Regions from separate parts of the Homo sapiens genome. Here region 1 is linked to region 2. Evidence: chromatin loops called from intact Hi-C (ENCODE). Cell type or tissue: Calu3. All regions are shown on one strand. Each heading gives the region's core, and the rest is flanking DNA. Links, peaks and the distances in the headings are about the cores only. Region 1 has its middle 76 kb from the start of UXS1. Region 2 overlaps UXS1 (UDP-glucuronate decarboxylase 1).

Evidence for each region. Hi-C counts contacts between places; a loop is a spot of excess contacts. Peaks named below come from ENCODE experiments on the same cell type or tissue, not always from the same donor. Only the 100,000 strongest peaks of a DNase experiment are listed, where the experiment ranks them.
Region 1: it touches region 2 in a loop (3-fold over the local background); 6 of 110 quality-filtered maps call a loop at or near these places.

What each region holds. Positions count from the first base shown.
Region 1 is chr2:106,268,824-106,271,730 of GRCh38, reverse strand. No RefSeq gene overlaps it. Among named protein-coding and RNA genes, the nearest start is that of UXS1, 76 kb to the right of the region's middle. In Calu3, for the core only: no CTCF peak of the experiment used is centred there; DNase peaks (open chromatin) are centred at 1,540 and 1,810.
Region 2 is chr2:106,103,060-106,105,966 of GRCh38, reverse strand. UXS1 (UDP-glucuronate decarboxylase 1) reads left to right here. Exons shown (of 15, transcript NM_001253875.2): 11 at 1,130-1,173. Among named protein-coding and RNA genes, the nearest start is that of ECRG4, 39 kb to the right of the region's middle. In Calu3, for the core only: a CTCF peak has its summit at 1,411 (motif pointing left); a DNase peak (open chromatin) is centred at 1,426.

The DNA of each region.
Region 1 (2,907 bases), core at 91-2,590, 170 kb before region 2:
TTCCTTGTAATGAACCACCAATAGTAAGTAAAGTGATTTCTTGAGTTCTATAAGTCATCCTAGCAAATTATGGAACCCAAGGAGAGGGTTGTGATTGACAGTCAGTTGGTTAGGATTGTGGGTAGCTCTTAGGATTGTGACTGGTGTCTGAAGTGAGGGCAGTCTTGTAGGACTGAGCCCTTAGCTTGTGGGGTCTGCACTAACCCCGGATATTTAGTGTCAGAATTGCTTAATGTGAGGGGAAAAATACACATTTGGCATCAGCAGTATTGTGTGAGAGTAAAGAAAAGCAGTTTGTTTTCTTTTCAGAAATGCATTGGGGATTTTTAAAGCTGGCATGGGGTTGAGAGCCTCTGCTGTAACATCGGGATATGTGAGGGAACACAGACGCTGCCTCAGAGCCCCTTCCAGTCAGAGCTGGGCAAGGGTGGCTTTAGGAGAAGGTGGGCAAGGTCCCTCTGTCTGCCAGGGCAGGGCAAGGCCAGCTGTGCAAGTGTGTGGGCAGTTCACAGAAGCCTCTAAGGCTGGAAGGAGCTCAGTTTCTACCTAGGACCAGGGGTACACCTGGCATCTGGATAAAAATGACCACATTTCCTCATACAAAAGTGGTCTCACTTCCTCGTCAACAAGAGGAGCTGGTGTGTGGTGTATGTTATGTGTGTTGCGGGGAGGTAGAAGCGTTGCACTTTGATTTGGAATGGATAGAAGTACAGGTTTCCCAGGATAAGGAGGGAAGGTGGGAAGGCCTGACCACCGGTGAGTCTGTGCCAGCCCTGATCCCCGACAGACTTGGGTGTGTGCTGTGTGCACTGAGGTCTCCCCACCCAGGAAAGGAGATGGGCTCTGCTCCCCAACTCGCAGAGACTTAAAGGCTGCAAAGGGTGTGGGTGGCTGCAGAGACCGAGAGTGACAGGGACACACACAGGAACCACAGGCACAGGAAAAACCATGGTCACTACAACGCAGTGCTTGCGGAGGGGCCCAGGTCCCGAGTGGTGCCAGGGAAGTTTTCACCAACAGCTGAGAGCATAGCTGTGGCAGTGGAGGTGCGGGCCTGTGTTGCTGCCCCGAGGGCTGGGAGCCACCTAGCTTTGCTCTGCGGACATGTGCTAAGGGCTGTGACGGGACACCCCACCCTCTTCTCACTGTTGCTACTCTTGCTCTGTAAGTGTCCCTTTAAGGGTTAGCAGGACTCACATTCCTGAGAGTCTCCTGGCCTCAGTGAGGACAGCTGGCCCCATCTTTGGGGTGATCAGGATTGGGAAGGGGCAATTATGTCATTCATTTCTTCAAGGGATATTGAAAGTATCCCACAGGCACTGGCTCCGCCCTTAAAGTGCTTATAACATGTTAGGGAAAGAAAACTGAAGTGCGTAATGAGCCTGATGGAGAAGTAGGACCCCAGCTGGTGCGGAGGGGCAGCGGGCTTTGGCCCAGTTAGGAGCCACCGAGTGGACGTGGTTTGATGAAGCAGGATCCGCCAGGCTTGGTTCGGTGGGGGGTGGGTTCGGTAGGTGGGCGTGGTTTGGTGGGGCGGGGCCGGCCAGGGTGCAGGGAGGTGACCCTGAACGCTGAGCGTGGGACGCCTGGAGCGAGCTGGGTTAGGGAGTGTGACCAGGGTGTGGAATATCTCCCAATATTCAGAAAACGGGGAGCGATAGGAACCTGCAGACGCGGACCCACGCGTCCCGACGTGGGCAGACCTATGTACTTTATGATGCTGCTCTGGCAACGCCCTCCCTCCACCCAAAGGCGGCCGAGAGCCGTGAGCTGACAGCTGGCGCGGGTTGACGGACACAGAGTAAATACGACTTCTAGTACATGGGCCAGTCACTTCCCGTGTTCCTGTTGGCTGTGGGCCTGGGCTCCTCTGTTCAGTGACCATGCACCTGGCCGACGGTGCTGCTCCACCGAGCGCTGAACTCGCTGTCTCCCTGAAGCACGCTCCCCGTCTGGCTGACCTTGCAGGACCGTTTGTTCAAACCACTCCCAGGAACTTCCTGCCCAGGCCCCGCACTCTTCACCCGAACTTCCGTGACTCCTCAGGGCACCGTCGCTTAGGGGTCCGTTTTTGCCAATTCACTGTGTCTTTACTGGTATTGTCTACCAACAGTTACTCATCATTTTCACTCTGAGCGGAGACTATTTCATATTCTTCTTTCATGTGGTTTAAAGTTTAATAACGCTTTTAGTTTCCCCCAAATGTTATTGGAAGCAAAAACTTATACTTTTTTTTTTTCCAAGACAGTCTCACTCTCTCGCCCAGGCTGGAGTGCACTGGTGCGATCTCGACTCACTGCAACCTCCGCCTCCCAAGCTCAAGCGATTCTCCTGCCTCAGCCTCCCCAGTAGCTGGGGTTACAGGTCCGCACCACTACCGCCCTGCTAATTTTTGTTTTTCAGTAGAAACGGGGTTTTACCTTGTTGGCCAGGCTGGTCTCAAACTCCTGACCTCGTGACCTGCCCGCCTCAGCCTCTCAAAATGCTGGGATTATAGGCGTGAGCCACCGCACCCGACCATATTTTCTACTGGTAAATACACACATGAACAAACTTTTGAAGGTCCTAAAGGGAAAAGTAAGTTTTCCTCTCTCCTCTGCCTTTCATTTCATTTAATTACCCCCAATGCAATCACTCCTAGGTTTCTTGGTTATCCTATGATAAATATCTTATATGCTTATGAACATTTGTGAATATATATATTTTTTCACATAAATGGTAATATGTTATATTCACTATTCTGCATGTTGCCTTTGTCACTCACATTATATCTTGCAGCATCGTCTGTATCAGTATACATAGTCCTTCCTCTTTCTTTCTTTCCTTTGGAGGCAGACTCTCTCTGTTGCCCAGGCTGGAGTGCAGTGGTACGATTTCCACTCACTGCAACCCCACCTTCCCGAGTTC
Region 2 (2,907 bases), core at 307-2,806:
CAGAGCTGCTGGCAGGGGCTCTTTTTTGCTGTCAGGCGGGAAGAGACCCCAGGGTTGTTATAATCAAGCTTGTTCCCAAAGGCAGTCCCTTCTTCCCAGCTGCCTGCTTTCCACCACAGGGAGGTACACAAGCAAACAAAACCCCCGAGGGCACTCTTGTTCCTGTGATGCCGCGCTTAGGAGATCTCCCCAAGCACCTCTGTTGCCGTCTCCGCCTCAGTGAGTGGCGTGATCCGTGGCGCTCCGCAGGTCATTCAGCAGATGCTCATCCCATGCTGGTATCGCACCTCACATCGTGCTGGGCTCCAGCAGGGCAAAGGGGGTTCGGACACCAGTCCTTCTGGGGAGTTCACAGTTGGGGGCAGTTGGCAAAGGGCTTTCCCTGGGCAATGAGCCAGAGAAGCTTCTCCAGGAGGTGGCATCAGAGCTTGTCCCTAAAGGATGAGTAGCACTCTGCCAGGTGGAAAGTAGACAAGACGGTCTCAGCTGGCAGAGCAAAGAACACAAGCCAAGCTATGGAAGTGTGGAGCAAATGTGCAGTGGAAACAAAGGGGAATGTGACCCTCCTCCTGCCACCTCCGCATCACTTTCAGAGTCTCCTGCATGCCTCTCCACCTTGGCCTTATATTAGAATCTCCTGGGGAGCTAGCTGTAACAATACCAGGAGATGCCGGCCTCATCCCAAACAGTCTGTGAACCAGCCTGGGCGGCATCCCCAGCTCTGCTGTTGGGCAGTCAGTGTGAGGAACCCCAGTTAAATGCATGTATTAATGTTTGTGTGTAGATCTGTCACCTAGCTGGACTCTGAGGTCACAGCCCCCCAGAGCCTCACATGATGCCTGACACATCGTAAGACTCCAGCAGAAGCGAATTCCTTCAGGCACTGTCTTTTGAGGGAAAACTTTACACAGCTATACCAGGTGCACACTTTAGGTATTGCTGCCACCATCTCACTGTCAAGGCATGGTCTCGAAGTAGAGTGCGGGATGTGGTGCTAGATGCTTTGAGTCAGCATCACTGCCCCCTGGGATCAGTTTCAAGGTCGGACTGTGTCCCCTGGAGTTTCAAGGACACCTACGCAGGACGGGTGTGGTTTTATCAGGAGGCCTAACTGTTGGTTTCCTTCCAGGTATACGGATCCGGGTCTCAGACAAGGGCGTTCCAGTACGTCAGGTAAGACTGTCCTGCCCTGCCCCAGCCTTAGCAGTGCTTTGGAGCAGGGGTCATGCCAACTTGACAGACAGTTCAGTGTCTTGTATATGTTAACCATTTCCACAACGCTAACACTATATATTGATTAAAAATTTTTAATTTTATGATGGGAAAACTTGCTGTTCTCTGTTTAAAAGTTAAAATTTGCATTCATCTCCATGACTATCGTGACTCATGTGCTAATCTTTTACTGCCACCTAGCGGTGTGTGGGTGAAGTTGCCCAGCTCTGAGGGTGACTTGGGTGATTTCAGCGCAGGTGGAGTTAAGAGATGGCCTTTTGCATCCAGCAGACCTGTGAATGCCAGAATCTGACCCATTGCAAACATGGCTCGCGGGGTGGAGGAGATAGTCCTTGTGGAGGGCACAAGGTAGATAGTGTTCTTATGTTGAATTTCACGCTGAAACTAAATGCAGATAAAAATATATTTTTTGAATAGATTCACGTGGTGATTTTTATTGCTTTCTTGGCAGCCCTTATAAACCCACTGTTCTGTTGTTCCATTCCGTTGGTGATTAATTTTAGAAGGCAGTGTGGATTCTCAGAGTAGTTAGGATAGAAGCAGTTGTGTATGCCAAAGTGCATCCACCAGTATGTGGCTATTGTAAATTCTGTGAAAGTTTCTGGTATCCTGAATTGTTGTAAAACCCAGTTCTATATTTTGAACCCACATATTTTCACTCTTCATTGCAAATACCCCAGTATGCCTGTCAATCAGGAAGTGTTATTCCTGCTGTCTTAGGGCCATCCCAGGGGCACTAGGGTGAGATGGTGGCTGTTGTGCAGGTCGGGGCAGCCCCCAAGTCCCACCTCAGCCAAAGCAACCACATAAAATTGTACCTACCCAGGACCCTTAGGTAGGGGTCCTGGGTAGGAGTCCCGTGGAGAAATGGAACTGGTAGTAAAATAAAATTTTAAAAAGAAATCAAAATAACCACTGTAGATTTTTGCTGAAAGTATTTGTGAATTTCCATTTACTCCAAAAGAAAGCTGTGAGTAAACATTTACACAGCCAGTAGTTTTTTCCTCCCCACCCATTAATATCTTGCCTCAAGGGGCAAAAGCCCAGAAGTGTACTATAACCAACTTTGTGGCCCAAATAGGCATGCATATTCTAAAAAGCGATTTAACAGGGAAATGGCAGCTGCCCCCGCTTTGGGACTGTGTTCATTTCAAAGCACTTAACGTAGGCACTATGTCCCTGGAGGAAACTATCATGGCACACTTCTGTATGGGGACCAAATTGTGGGCCTCCCTTGGATTGAGTACCGTCTTTCCATAGTGACGCGTTCTTATCCCATCCTCCTCCACTCACCCAGCTGTGCCCTTTTCTGAGGGAGTCTTGCTGTCCTCGGTTATGTGTGCCTGCCTCGGGCTGCCTCACCAGTGGCGCCCAGGCTTCTCCAGCCCCCACACCACATGGAATATCAATGAGATGTTGTGCGGTAAAAGGAAACCAGTCAGGACCCATTCTTCTTTCTGCTCTCATTATCTCAAGGGCATTGTGTGCAAAATTCATTTAAAATAGCCTCAGAGACTTTTCTTTTTGCTAGGACTAAAATATTTTGAGCATTCAGTGATGCCTGTGCTATGTGCTGTCCCAGCTCAGGACAAAATGCACCCTGGCCCGCTCTGATGGCCTGGTCACTGTCCTGTGCCTGCTTTGATGGTCGTGGCTCATGCTCCTAGCTGCCAT